Linked DNA regions of Homo sapiens: regions 2 and 3 are each linked to region 1. The links are chromatin contacts, found by Hi-C or POLR2A ChIA-PET in ENCODE. All regions are on one chromosome and are shown on one strand. The core of a region is the stretch at or near the end of the contact, and the rest is flanking DNA. Distances in the headings are between cores, read along the strand shown. Region 1 holds the start of BUD13 (BUD13 spliceosome associated protein). Region 2 holds the start of ZW10 (zw10 kinetochore protein). Region 3 holds the start of C2CD2L (C2CD2 like).

What was found. A loop is a pair of places that touch in the nucleus more often than their neighbours do. ChIA-PET counts read pairs that join two places held with the same protein, here RNA polymerase II (POLR2A). Pooled maps may share reads with other maps.
Region 2: a loop to region 1 is called in a pooled map, with 9 times the contacts of the local background. The contact joins the promoter of ZW10 here to the promoter of BUD13 in region 1. A Hi-C loop is called at or near these places in 7 of 50 pooled maps. POLR2A ChIA-PET finds 5 or more read pairs at or near these places in 2 of 52 experiments (GM10248 and activated CD4-positive, alpha-beta T cell).
Region 3: a loop to region 1 is called in a pooled map, with 4 times the contacts of the local background. The contact joins the promoter of C2CD2L here to the promoter of BUD13 in region 1. A Hi-C loop is called at or near these places in 5 of 50 pooled maps.

Annotation. Positions count from the first base shown.
Region 1 is chr11:116,769,986-116,774,334 of GRCh38, reverse strand. It overlaps BUD13 (BUD13 spliceosome associated protein), which reads left to right and starts at 1,348. Exons shown (of 10, transcript NM_032725.4): 1 at 1,348-1,513; 2 at 4,113-4,206. The coding sequence starts at 1,371. It overlaps ZPR1 (ZPR1 zinc finger), which reads left to right. Exons shown (of 14, transcript NM_003904.5): 14 at 1-536. BUD13-DT (BUD13 divergent transcript) reads right to left here and starts at 864. Exons shown (of 2, transcript NR_186226.1): 1 at 824-864; 2 at 130-425. RefSeq lists an enhancer at 800-889 and a silencer at 1,010-1,209.
Region 2 is chr11:113,771,320-113,775,668 of GRCh38, reverse strand. ZW10 (zw10 kinetochore protein) reads left to right here and starts at 1,977. Exons shown (of 16, transcript NM_004724.4): 1 at 1,977-2,107. The coding sequence starts at 2,003. RefSeq lists enhancers at 1,787-1,846, 1,977-2,246.
Region 3 is chr11:119,105,618-119,109,966 of GRCh38, reverse strand. It overlaps C2CD2L (C2CD2 like), which reads right to left and starts at 2,623. Exons shown (of 14, transcript NM_001290474.2): 1 at 1,872-2,623. The coding sequence starts at 2,225. RefSeq lists silencers at 1,989-2,268, 2,339-2,788.

The DNA of each region.
Region 1 (4,349 bases), core at 99-2,598:
CAGTTTTAAGACAAGTTCTGGGAATCTAATGTACAACATGTTGACTATAGCTAATAATTCTGTATTGTTTACTTGAAGTTTGCTAAGACAAATTTGCTTAAGTGCCCCCCCACCGAACTACTACATAAATTAGTGAAGGATGTTTTACTTAATTTGATTTTGGTAATCATTACACAATGTATAATTATATCCAGTCATCACATTGTACACCTTGAATATATATAATTTTTTGTCAAATAATAAAGCTGGGAAGAAAACGATAAAACTGACAATCTAACATATATGATGAGGTAAAAAGATCTGGTATTTCAAGAAATTTGGATGACCTCTTGCACCCCACTTCGCTAGCCTCTACTCCCTAGAGTCATGTTCTGACTATGTGAAGTTGAGCAACTTCCTTAATCTTGCCACGCTTCAGTTCTTATCTGTAAAATATGATAATGAAACGATTTGAGAATTGTGAGGGTTAAATGAGATAATTCAGGTAAAGCTCTAAACCCCCTGCAAAGAATAAAGTCTTTTCTTTCCCCCCAAAACTTGAGTGTTAGAATTCATTCTCTCTGGTTTCTCTCTTTTACTATGCTAAAAAATGATCCAGGTCCGTCCTTCTCATTGGCAAGATTGTTTTACAGTTTCCTTCAAGAGATAACTGGGGGCTACTTGTAATAGAACACTAGAAGAGTTACACAGGTCTTAGAAACTACGTTTTTCATAGTAATTATGTTGGTTTGCACTTCCTGGCTTCCTTTCTTGGACGGTAGGTACCTGGAAGCCTAGTGGAGCAGATTCCCCCCACTTAAAGATACTTATAAAAATAACGAACATAGTTCCGATGACCATGTGCCCAACACCGCTCTGCGCACTTCACACAGTAATATCATCTCAGCCTGTGACCGTTCCGAGTTAGGTGCCGGGATTCTCCCTGTTTTGTGATAACTTGCCCGAGGTCGTACAGCTAGCCAGCTATGGAACCAGTATTCAAACTCGGCTACGCTGCAGCCCGTGGCCCTCCACTTTCTTGCTCGTGCTCTGGAGTTTAGGCGGCCGATGGGGGCGGGGTCCTTTGGGTCAGGTTGTGGCCTCATAGAACAGCGCTTGCTGCGGTTGGATGGATGGGTGGGTGGGTGGGTGAGTGAATGAAGAGAAGAAACCTGGTGGCGTCGTCCCAGGGCTGTGGAGCGCCCCGAAGGTGCGCACGTCCCTGGCTAGCCTGCGAGCGCGTCCCGGTGGCCGCACCTGCCAGCCGCGCGATTCTTAGCACTCTCCGCCACTTCCGGCCGTGGCCCCGCCCTGTCGGGTGGCTGGCGTCCGTTACGCGTTGAGGCATTTTGTCCCCAGCGCCGACCCGTCTCTCTGCCCCCGCCGCTGCCATGGCGGCAGCTCCGCCGCTTTCCAAGGCCGAGTATCTGAAGCGTTACTTGTCCGGGGCAGATGCCGGCGTCGACCGGGGATCTGAGTCCGGTCGCAAGCGTCGCAAAAAGCGGCCGAAGCCTGGCGGGGCCGGCGGCAAGGGGTGAGTTGGTACCGGCCGGGGCGGGGCCTGCGACGTCTAGCCACCCCTTCCCAACTCCGCCCTCGGCCGCCCGGCAGTTCCTTCCCTCTTGGCGGGTCTCTCGGCTTCTCCGCCGACCCCTGCTCATGCTCAGGGCCCCACTCACATCGCTTGAGGCCCCCCGCCTTGCCTCTGCCGCCCCGCTTACATCTCGAGCCTCTGAGCAGTAGCGTCAGTGCGTTAAAGCCGGGGTGTAACTTTGATTACTCTTTTCCCGCCTTGGTAGACTTCCGTCCTCTCCCATAGAGAATGAATATTGTGCCTCGAGAATAATGGAGCGGATTCAAAGCCTCTGTGCTTGGATCTTTAGGGCCCGGTACCTGCCTGTGGGGATTCCCAGATCCCAAGGACTTGGTTCTGAATCAGAGACCTTTGATCACCTCCTGTTACTCTTAGTAATAGTCCTAACGTGAGAAGCTAACATTTATATAGTTATACTTTTCTTGCCAGGCACCATTATAAGAAATTTAAACATATATAAGTTTATTTAAGCCTCACCACACTACCATGAAGTGGGTATTATTTTCATATGGGACAACTTTGTGGCCCAGTGTAGTGGGCCCTACCAAATCGTTTTCCACCCAGAACCACAGAATGTGACATTTAGAAATAGGGTCTTTGGAGATGTAATCAGTTAAGATGAGGTCATACTTGATTAAGGTGGGTGCCAAATCCAAGATGACTGTTTGCCTTTTAAAAAGAGGGAAGTATGGATACAGACACAGCAACAAAGGAAAAACGACCATGTCTAGATGAAGGCTGAGATTGGATTGGATTTATGTTGCCAAAAGCCAAGGTATGCTTGGGGCTACCAGAAGCTGGGAGAGGCAAGGAAAGATTCTCTGCTAGAGACTTTCCAGGGAGGATGGCCTTGCAGACACCTGGATTTCAGATTGCTAGCTTCCAGAACTGCGAGAGAGTTTCTGTTGTTTTATGCCACGCAATTTGTGGTACTTTGTTACAGTAACCCTAAGGCACTGAGATACCCAGTGAAGTCACATTGTTCTAAAGAACTAGTCCAAGTTCTTTTCTGGTTTGGTGCTTGCCTTATTATTGTCTTCGTCTTTCTGCCTCGCTGACTTGTGTGGATCCTTTGGAGGCAGTGCCATGTGATGAAAGTAGCTTGAGTGTTGGAGCAGCACTGGTCAGAGTTCGAATCCTAGCTGTGCCACTTTATAGGCTGTGTACCCTTGGGCAAGGTGTTTCATCTCACTGAGCTGCAGTTTCCTTATCTTTAAAATGAGAATAATAATAATAATGGTTTTATTAAGTGGTGGTTGTGATTAGAGGGATTGCATTAAGTGACCCTGGCTTTTTGAATAACTTCACATCATGGCAGTCATTGTTATTATTTGGGCTCAGCTATATAGTTTATCCACGTAACAAACATTTATTGAATATTTCGTATTCCAGTTACTGTAGGGTGTTGAGGATGCCTCTGTGAACAAAAAAAACATAGTCCCTGTTCTTGTGGAGCTTATAGATTAATGGGAATACAGGCTTTAAGCAACTAATTACACAACTAATCGATATATTTTCTTTATGATAAATGCAATGAAAGTATTCCAAGAGTTTTTAACAAGGGTTCTTAGTCTTGAGTGAGTGTGGGATGGTGAGGGAATTGGGTGAAGCAGTCAAGAAAAGTTTGCCAAAGGAAGTTAAATTTGTGTTAGGACCTGAAGAATGAGGAAGAGTTTCCTGGAATGAGAAAGAGTTTCCTAGCACTTTGGGAGGCCAAGGCGGGTGGATTGCTTGCATCTAGGAGTTTGAGACCAGTCTGGGCAACATGGTGAAACCCTGTTTCTACAAAAAATACAAAAAAGTAGTCAGGCACAGTGGCACATGCCTGTAGTCCCAGCTACTTGGGAGACTGAGTAGGGAGAATAACTTAACCCCGGGAAGTCAAGGCTGCAGGGAGCCATGATGGTGTCCCTGCACTCCAGCCTGGGCAGCAGTGTGAGACCCTGTCTCAAAAAAGAAAAAGACTAGGGCCGGGCGCGGTGGCTCACGCCTATAATCCCAGCACTTTGGGAGGCCAAGGCGGGCGGATCACGAGGTCAGGAGATCGAGACCATCCTGACTAACACGGTGAAACCCCGTCTCTACTAAAAATACAAAAAATTAGCCAGGCGTGGCAGTGGTCGCCTGTAGTCCCAGCTACTCAGGAGGCTGAGGCAGGAGAATGGTGTGAACCCGGGAGGCAGAGCTTGCAGTGAGCTGAGATCGTGCCACTGCACTCCAGCCTGGGCAACAGAGCGAGACTCCGTCTCAAAAAAAAAAAAAAAGAAAAAGATTGAAAAGAGTAGATCAGGCAGAGGGAAGGAACTGCATATGTGAAAACTGATGTGATAGGAACTTGGCTCCTTTCTAAGCACCAAAGGATGACCAGGGAGGTGTTCAACCAAGGAAGTAGCAGTAGGAGATGAAGTTGACCTTGTAGACAAAGACTGGACCATGCAGGATCCTGTAGGATTTTGAACTTTATTTTAAAACCAATAGATAAATGTTTTTATGCTGGTATCCTAGAATGACTCTTTTTGATCTTCTTATTCTCATTTAGAATGCGGATTGTGGATGATGATGTGAGCTGGACAGCTATCTCCACAACCAAACTAGAAAAGGAGGAAGAGGAAGATGATGGAGATTTGCCTGTGGTATGTATCTTTGGGGCTGTCAGGATTTTGAAATGAAGCAAGCTTCTCAATTTCCTTTTTTTTTTTTTTTTTGAGACGGAGTCTCGCTCTGTCACCCAAGCTGGAGTGCAATGGCATGATCTTGGCTCACTGCAACCTCCGCC
Region 2 (4,349 bases), core at 728-3,227, 3.0 Mb after region 1:
CTTTAGCATGAGTGACTCCATTTTGGTTTGGTCTGTTGGGCTTAGTGCAGGAACTCAGTCCAAAGTGATGGCCTCCTGTAAATGTTAACATTGTGAAACCTTTCTAATTCAGTCAGAGACTGGGTGCTCTTCCTCCAATATTTCCTCTGCCATTTGCATCTTCCTCAGGGGCAGATTAAACTTCACAGCTCATTACTTGCACAAGCCCCTTCTAAGGCTGACATCTAATTTTGTATTCATTATTTTATATTCTTTTCTTTAAAGAGTCCTTCCCCTCCCTGCAACTGTATAAGATTTAAGTTCCACTAAATCTAGATCCATCCCTCATCTACCTACAAATTAGTAATTATCATATTTTTCTGTGATTATATATTCACATGTTGTGGGTCCCCAGACCTAGCACAATGTCTGCTATGTGATAATTGCTTAATAAATATGCAGTACAAAGTTTCAGAATTTTCATCTATCAGTCATTCTTTGTCATTGGGCATTTATTATTAGTTGCAGTTAGAATTCAAAGTTGACAGGTCTACCAAAAAGAAATTGATTTGGTTTTCCAAGGAAGGGAGTTTCTCAGGATGTTTTGGCTGTTTTCAGTGCTTCCTCTCTCAATCCCAGTTTTGTTTCCTTTGCTCATGGCATGTGAATTGGCCCTTGCTTCACTGGGATAAGCAGATTGTCTCAAAGACACTTAACAATTGTCAGGGATCTTAGAGTCAGTGCCTACTTGGGGTCAACCCTCACAATATATCTTTTTAAAAAACCAAAAACCTTTTAATCAAAACAGTACATCTGGCTCTTGGTATCCACGGATCCAACCAACCACAGATCAAAAATATTCTGGAAAAAACTAATAAAAAATAACAATACAACAACAAAAAATAATGCAAATCAAAATACAATATAACGACTCTATAGCATTTAGATTGATTTGTATTAGGTCTTATAAGTAATCAAGAGATGATTTAAAGTGTATGGGGAGGATGTGTGCTGGTTACTTGTAAACATTACATCATTTTATGTAAGAGACTTGAGCATCCACGGATTTTGCTACTGGGGCAGGGGAGGTTTCTGGAACCAATCCCCCCATACCAAGGGAGGACTGTGTATGTTTACTGCAGAAAAATAGAGAAAGCAAGGGCAGAGAAGAGAATAAATACCATAAATCCACCACCCATAGGATAATTTGATGTCTGTCCTTTACATACATACTTACATACTTTTTGTTTTCTGACCAATGGTTATACACTTAAGTTTTTAAAAAGGAATCATAGTATACATAGAATATTGTGAACATCTTTCTGTATGCAATGCATTAAAATAATGAAACCATTTTTAAAAGCTTTTGACACATTTATATATTTATAATATGACAGAAAGTACTAAGTATCTTGTTCACACAGGACTAATATTATGTATATCTAAGTAATATAAATATGTAATGTAGGTAATGTAAATGTGTAATGTATCACGTAGATGTAATATATGTACATAGATGCAATTATAAGCAACCTTTTATTTATAATGAGGTGACGCCACTTCTTTACACAACTCTAGAGGGCGCCATTCGTAGATTCTGGTGCCACAGCGGCCCAATAAAAGTTGAGGAAAAAAGATCGAGATGGGCTCGTTGGCTCTTTCAGTTAGATAATTTTACAAGTAAGCCTTTTGAAGTTTAGAAAGGTTCAGTTAGACCTGGTTATTAAAAACGTTTAATTTCCTCCAGTGAAAAACGGGCGGGAAGCAACGAACTTTGAAAACAACTAAGGAAGAAAACGCGTCTGCTTACAGTTTGCCAACTACGGGACACCGTGGAAATCCCATCTCGGGATTGGCGCGGTGCCTGCTGGGAGTTGTAGTGCGCCCCTCGCCTTCCGGGCGGCGGTCTGAGGCCCGCGAGACTCCGTTTCCCGGCAGGCCTCGCGTCAAGACGGCCGGCGGGACGGGAGCTGCGGCGCTGGCTACGAGAGTGACCCAGTCAGCGTTGGTTCCCGTCTTGGCCATGGCCTCGTTCGTGACAGAAGTTTTGGCACACTCCGGGAGGCTGGAAAAGGAGGATCTGGGGACCCGGATCAGCCGCCTGACCCGGCGGGTGGAGGAGATCAAGGTGAGAGCGGGGCAGCTGTCTGCTGACTGGAAGGGGACTCCGGGTCCTTGTGTGAAGGGACTGGAGAGAGGAGTCAGGGGCTAAGGGCAGACAGAGTGGGGACCAGCAGAGTGGGGCCTGTTGGGGAGATCTAGTTGTGGGGGCTGAATGAGGAGTGGAGGGGCCCAGAATGTGTGGATTGAGGAGGGATCTTGGAGGGGAGCCCACACAGGGGTTGGGAACTGAGGAGGCGAGGAGACCTGGGACTGTGGGGACGAACAGGCGGTGGCTGGAGAGCACTGGAGAGTGGAGTTATGTTGGGGAGGGGTGTGCCGCGGGAAGAGGGAGACTGAAGAGACCAGCAGAGCGGGAGGAGCAACTGGAAGCTCCGAGGAAGCTAGGGAGCGAGCGCAGGAGAGGAATAGAAAAGACAGGATCCCCCTTCCCCTTCTTCCATCGATGAGTGTTTATTTCCTCCACCCACTCCTTGATTTGTTGATGAATAAAATAGCCTGGAGGATTGCACCTTTCTCCTCCCCGACATTAAAAAAAAAACAAACCCAAACCCTCAGTATGTTTTTATTTTTATGTATCTATCTATCTTTTGAGATGGAGTCTTGCTCTGTCGCCCAGGCTGGAGTGATCTCGGCTCACCGCGACCTCTGCCTCCCGGGTTCAAGCGATTCTCCTGCCTCAGCCTCCCGAGTAGCTGAGATTACAGGCGCGTGCCACCACGCCTGGCTAATTTTTTTTTTTTTTTTTTTGTATTTTTAGTACAGACGGAGTTTCACCATGTTGGCCAGACTGGTCTCGAACTCTTGACCTCAGGTGATCCACCCGCCTCGGCCTCCCAAAGTGCTGGGATTACAGGTGTAAGCCACCGTCTCCGGCCTCTTAATGTGGTTTTAAAACTTCATCTACAAGCACATGAAGCTGTGCTGAGTGTCATTGGTACCTACGTAAACGTTGCTGCCTTGAGATTGATACAAAAACTGGAAGCACGTAGCCACACACAGTTTTGCTTTGTACTGATATTGTTACCTTGCCAGTATTTGTCCACATCTTCAGTTGCTTTCATTTAAAATTTTGTGTATCTGAGTCAAGTAGGGTTTCGAGGGAGCAAGTTTGCCACACACCATAAGGGCACAGGTATAACCCTTCCTAACAGCTCTTGATTTTACAAAAGTAGTTTCCTGAATTTTAAGTAGTCATATCCCTGACATCTCTTCTTTAATATGGCTTTCGGATTTTTCACCACTGTTTAATGTGATGGAAAGAGGACAGGTTTTTAAGTTACTCTAGCATGGCAAGCGACCCTAGCTCCTGCGTGTTCTGGACCCAACATGCCTTTCTTTGCTTTCACTAGTTTCCTTTACCAACTTGAATCTTCAGCCAATTGAGAATTACTTTCTCTGCTCTCCCTCCCTTTTTTAATCCCATATTTTGCTTATGTTGCCATTTTTCCATCTTTACCTGTAGTATTTTTCAAACCCATTTTTCAAGTTCCATTTCAAATGTCTCCTGCATAAAAAAAAATCTTTATCTTCCCTCAGGGAGAGGGGATCTCTTTCTCATTTGTGCTCCTGGAAGGCTTTGTAACTTTGTTGCTGTATTACATTTCAGTCCTGTATTCTTGTTGCTCAAGTATATAGTATCTTTACTACGTAGGAATTTGAGGGCAAGCATAATTTGTTCTTTTTTTTAATTCATGTATTTATTCCTCTGTCAAAATAATAATTTAACAAAATTAGCCAGGCGTGGTGGTGTGCGCCTGTAATCCCCAGCTACTCTGGAGGCTGAGGCAGGAGGATCGTTTGAACCTGGGAGGTTGAGGTTGCAGTGAGCCGAGATTGTGCCACTGCGTTCCAGCCCGAGGGACGGAGTGAGACTCCATCTCAAAAAGAAAAACAAAATCAATTTAAAGCCATCACATTTTTAAAAGATAAAGGAGAATTTGTGGCACAGCTGCATTAACAAAACAAGACACCAGTCTAAAGTGCAACACTAAACAGGTGTTCTCTCTTCCCATGGTGGAATACATACACACAATTACACGTAAGATTTCACTGAAGATATGGAATGAGGCAAATAACCCTTTGAAATGAACCACCCAAGGAATAGAGACAGGCTAAAAATAATTTCTTTTAAGATTTTACTGTAAGATGGACCCCCTGCCCCCACTCCAGCCCAGGTAAGTACTAACTCAAACCCCTCATTTTATGTGCATGGCCTTGGCTTCTGTCTTCTTTCCTCAGCCACATCC
Region 3 (4,349 bases), core at 1,374-3,873, 2.3 Mb before region 1:
GCTTTAAGACAGGAGGTAGTCCCCTCAAGGCCTGCCTCTCCAGGGGCCTGTAGCTGCTAGGAGCCACTGAGCAATGGGGAGGTAGTCCACCTCAGAGACTAGATCACCTTAAGCTGAAGACCCTGGCTTCCTCCTGGAATACCAAGAGCTTCCTTCTTCTTCTCCCTGCAATCCCTTTCATCCCCTACCCTACCCCCTAAAAAAACAAATAACAAACAAACAAAAAATCCTACATAGAAAAAAGTTAAGGTGCTGGTTGCCACCTATATATAATAGCTGGGCAGAGGGAAAGGGCTAAGCCCCGGTAAAGGTGGTAGAGCCACCTTGTTCAAGATAAGAGCTGCAGAAATGAAGCTAAGCCTTCTTCCAAATAAATAAGATGTGGAGGCTTCAAGAGTATGATGCTTCATATTCTTGGAGATGAAGATGAGCATGGCCTTGGGGATCCGTACCAGGGGGACTGGGAAGAGATACAAGCTCAGAGGACCCAAGAGTCCAGGGGCCTGGCTAATTCCTCAAGGCAGATAGCAGGACGGTATTAGAGAGCAGAAAGCTGCTTAGATCTCAAAAGAGCTGCTCCCTAATTCGTCCACAGTAATGGAAGCAACCTACCGCAGCCCCACCTGGAGAGCAGTGCGGACACAGAATTGAGGAAGGGGCACAGAATTGGCTGGCAACTCTTCCTTGGGTCTTGAGATGGAGGAAACAAATCCATAGGGTTCATTTGCTTGGCAAACCAGGGGAAGCCAACTCCTTTGCTCTGGTAGCTGTCTCATTCAAAGGCTAGGCCAAGGAAGATGGGGAGATGGATGCTTGAAACCTCAATCTCCCCACCCTCTGCAAGGGAGGCCAATGTCCAGTTGAGTCAGCTATCCTGGGGAGTTGCTTCTGACCGAGGGACAAGGTACAGGGAGAGTTGGATGAAGAGGTGGGTTCAAGGTGTAAACTGACAGATGCCATCTGGCTTTTAGCCAGCCAGCTGGACAGAGTAAATAGAGCAATTTCTTGTGGACATTTCTGTTTCCGGCATCTGGGGAACTAGTAAGGTAAAGCCTCCAAACTCATAGTGGCTGGAAATAGAGAACCCTCTGAGCAAGGAGCTGATGGACTGTGAGAGCAAGGAGAGATTGCTGGGTCAGGATGGGAGGGAGCTCCAGAAAAGAGAGACTTCTACCTCCCACCTTATCTCCATCTCATGACCACGCTTCCTGCCCCACTTCCTGGGAGGCCAGATGCCCATGGTGCAATGGGAGGAAGTAGGCTGGACTGGTTTGTGACTGACCCTCAAGGGGCAGTTCCAAGCTCATCTACTGGTAGGGGCACTGTCAATCTGCTCTCCACCTGAACACTCCCCAACCCCCAGTGAACCACAGGCCAGCATGGAGGAGAAGGATGTGTTTGACTGTAGCAGTGAAATTACTGTCGGGTAGGGGGGTGATTCAGGCTCCTTGGGGATCTGCCTGACCACACCAGGGATTTGGGGCATGAAATGTTAAATGGGTGTGGTGGCATGAGAAGCAGGCAAATTCCTTCTGCAGGTGCACCTGTCTCCCATGCCCCAACACAACCAGCACCCAGGCAAGGCGGAAGTGCCCTCAGGCACAGGGATTAGCGTTGCTATGAGAACAGCAACTTGTGCATGGGTTTGGAACCAGAGTACCTTGCCCACAGAAATGGAAGTCTGGGGACCCAGTTGGATTTCTACAACCTCCAGCCTTAGCGGCACCCTTTTCTCTGATCCGGGAGGGGAAGAGAAGCCATAGGGTTCCCCAGTTTATGCCCACCCTCGTCTGGCCTCCTAGCACGAGCAGTCAGTCCCTCCCCTGGAAGGAAAGGCTGAAGGGACCACCCAAGCGCTTGGTCCAACTCACCCCGTTTCTGCAGGCCTGCTCGTTCAGCGCTCGCACCCAAGCCCGCTGCCAGTTCTCCCGGAAAGACTTGAAGGCGAAGAGTGACGCCAGGAGGCCCCGGACTCCTGGCTCCTCGGCGGCGCCAGCCCGAGTCGCCCGCAGCCGCAGCAGCGAGCGCCACACGCCCAGCTCCCGCAGGGAACCCGCGGGTTCCCCGGCTAAGGCGGGTCCCGGGCCCCGGTCCCCGCGGGCCCGCGCCAGCCACAAGCCCCGGGCATATTGCAGCAGCCAGGCGAACACCGTGAGCAGCGAGGCGGCGAAGAGGATCAGCAAGGCCGCCCAGCCCACGTCCCGCTGCCCCCAGCCCGGATCCATGCTCCGCGCGGGCTCCGATCCCGGTCCCGGCTGGGGCTCACCCGCTGCCCCGGGGGAGCATGGCCCGGGCGGGCCGCGGGGAGGAGGTGGGCTCCCCCGGGGCTGGGCGCGCGGGGTCGGGGGCTCTCCGCGGCTGAGTGCCCAGGACTAGTGGGTGCCACAGGGCGAGGAGAGGAGGTCCTCGGGGGTCGCGATGCCGGGGTCTCTGTCTCCGTGGTCCGGGTCTCTCCTAGCTTGGTCAGCAGTCGGACCCGTTAGTCGCCGGCCAGTGCCCGACTCCTCCCACCGCGCGGGCCCCGCCGGACCCTGGAGGGGACTGGTCTGCAGAGACGCTGGGGCTCGCGGGCCGGCACCGGCTCCGGGAGGGCTGCGTGCGCAGAGCTGACACTGACAACACCGCCGGCGCCCCGCCCCCACCCGCCCTTAAAGGAGCCGCACCCGCGCCGGGCGGGGCCAGGACAGCCTGGCGCTCCCTCGCTGGAGGAGGGCGGGAGGGCTAGCAGCGAGCGGAGGAGGTTCCGGGGTTGAAAATAGGCGGGATCTTTGATCACCTCGCCCCATCTTGCAATCGCGGTGCTCCCACACTCAGCTCAAGGCAAGAGTAACTTCACTTACCTAAGATGCTGCCTTTGCTTTCCCCTATGCTTGTTAGATTTCCACAGGTCGGACGCCTGTGAGGTTAAGAAGGAGGTGACCCCTGTGGAAATCACCGCCCCCTTCTCCCAACACCCCCAGACTCAGCGACTTCTAGCTTCCCATTTCCTGGGGGAAGCTAGGCCCAGGGTAAGGAGACGCAGAGCGTCCCTCCCAGATAGAAGTGTCTGGCAGAGGTCCAGCTGATGTCAACAGAGAGAAAGCAGAACCTGAAGCTGGGAGAGGTTGAGAGTAGAACACCGAATTTGAATTCCCCCCACCATCATCACCCTCCTTCCTCTTGGAGCTTGGACCCAGAAACAGCCCCATTAACCTCCTTGCTCGTGTAGGTTTGTTCTGGAGATTCCCAAGCCCAGGCTGTGTGTCTGTTTTTAAAAATAATGTATTTCCATAGTAACAGCTCCTGCCTATGGAGCACGTGTAGAGGGGGTGGTAATGACAAGGGAGCTGGCAATGTAGCACTGGACTATCAATAGATTCAGCCACAAGACCTTGCCACTCTAAGTATGTGATATCCCAACAAGCTCCCAAGAAATGGTGCTGTAGGTACACTGCCCAACCTCTGGCCTCAGAAGCCATCTTTTCCTAGACTCAAGGAGTTGATTCAACCTCTACAGGACTGGGGCTCATCAATGCTTGCTGAGGACAGGGGAAGGAAATACCTGCAAAAGGATTCAAAGGAATCCTGGGGGAATTCACATTCTCCCAAGAGCCCCTTCTTCATACATGTGGGAAGGTCTTTGGCACACAGTCCCTTTCTTAAAGAGGTAGGATGGAAAGGTGTTAAGTATCTTTCTCCCAAACCCAAGTAGTTGTCTGAGGAATGAGCACATGAGAATAAGAGAATAAACAATGCCTTCTGAAGTGTGGGATGGCAGGGCTAGACAGAAACTGACAGGTCAGCAACAGGTTTGTCTGAGCCAGAGGAGGTGGTGGGGTAGCCTGGGCCTCCCTAGATTTCCCTGTAAGGAATGATGGGGAGAGGTGGGGGTGAATGAGGTAACCTCCTGTGGCCCTGCCCATGCATTGTCACTGGACTGCCAAATCAGTGGAGATTCCTAGAGTCTGGGTTTCTAATCTCAAAGGGAGGAGAAGACATGAAATCAAGGGAGGAGAGAACTCAGGGCCAGAACCAGGGATGCAGGAGGAAGCTGTCAGTGGGAAGAGCAGCTAGGGTTTAGGGGAGCAGGTTATGCAGGAAGTTGTCCAGGTAGAAGCTTTCCCTATGAAGACCCTCTTCCCCCAAGAATCCTTCAGGAACCCTCAGACCCCCTAGTGATCTCCATTCTCTGACTTCTTTGATTTATTCCCTCAACTTCTCCACTGAGTGCTTGGTCCTATGCTGCCAGATACTGCTTCACAATTCAGTATCTGAACTGTGAGTCTACCTAGTTACATGAGTCTCCCTAGTTAGTCCTCCCTCTTTTTTTTTTTTTTTTTCTCTTTTCTTGAGACAGAAAGTCACTGTTG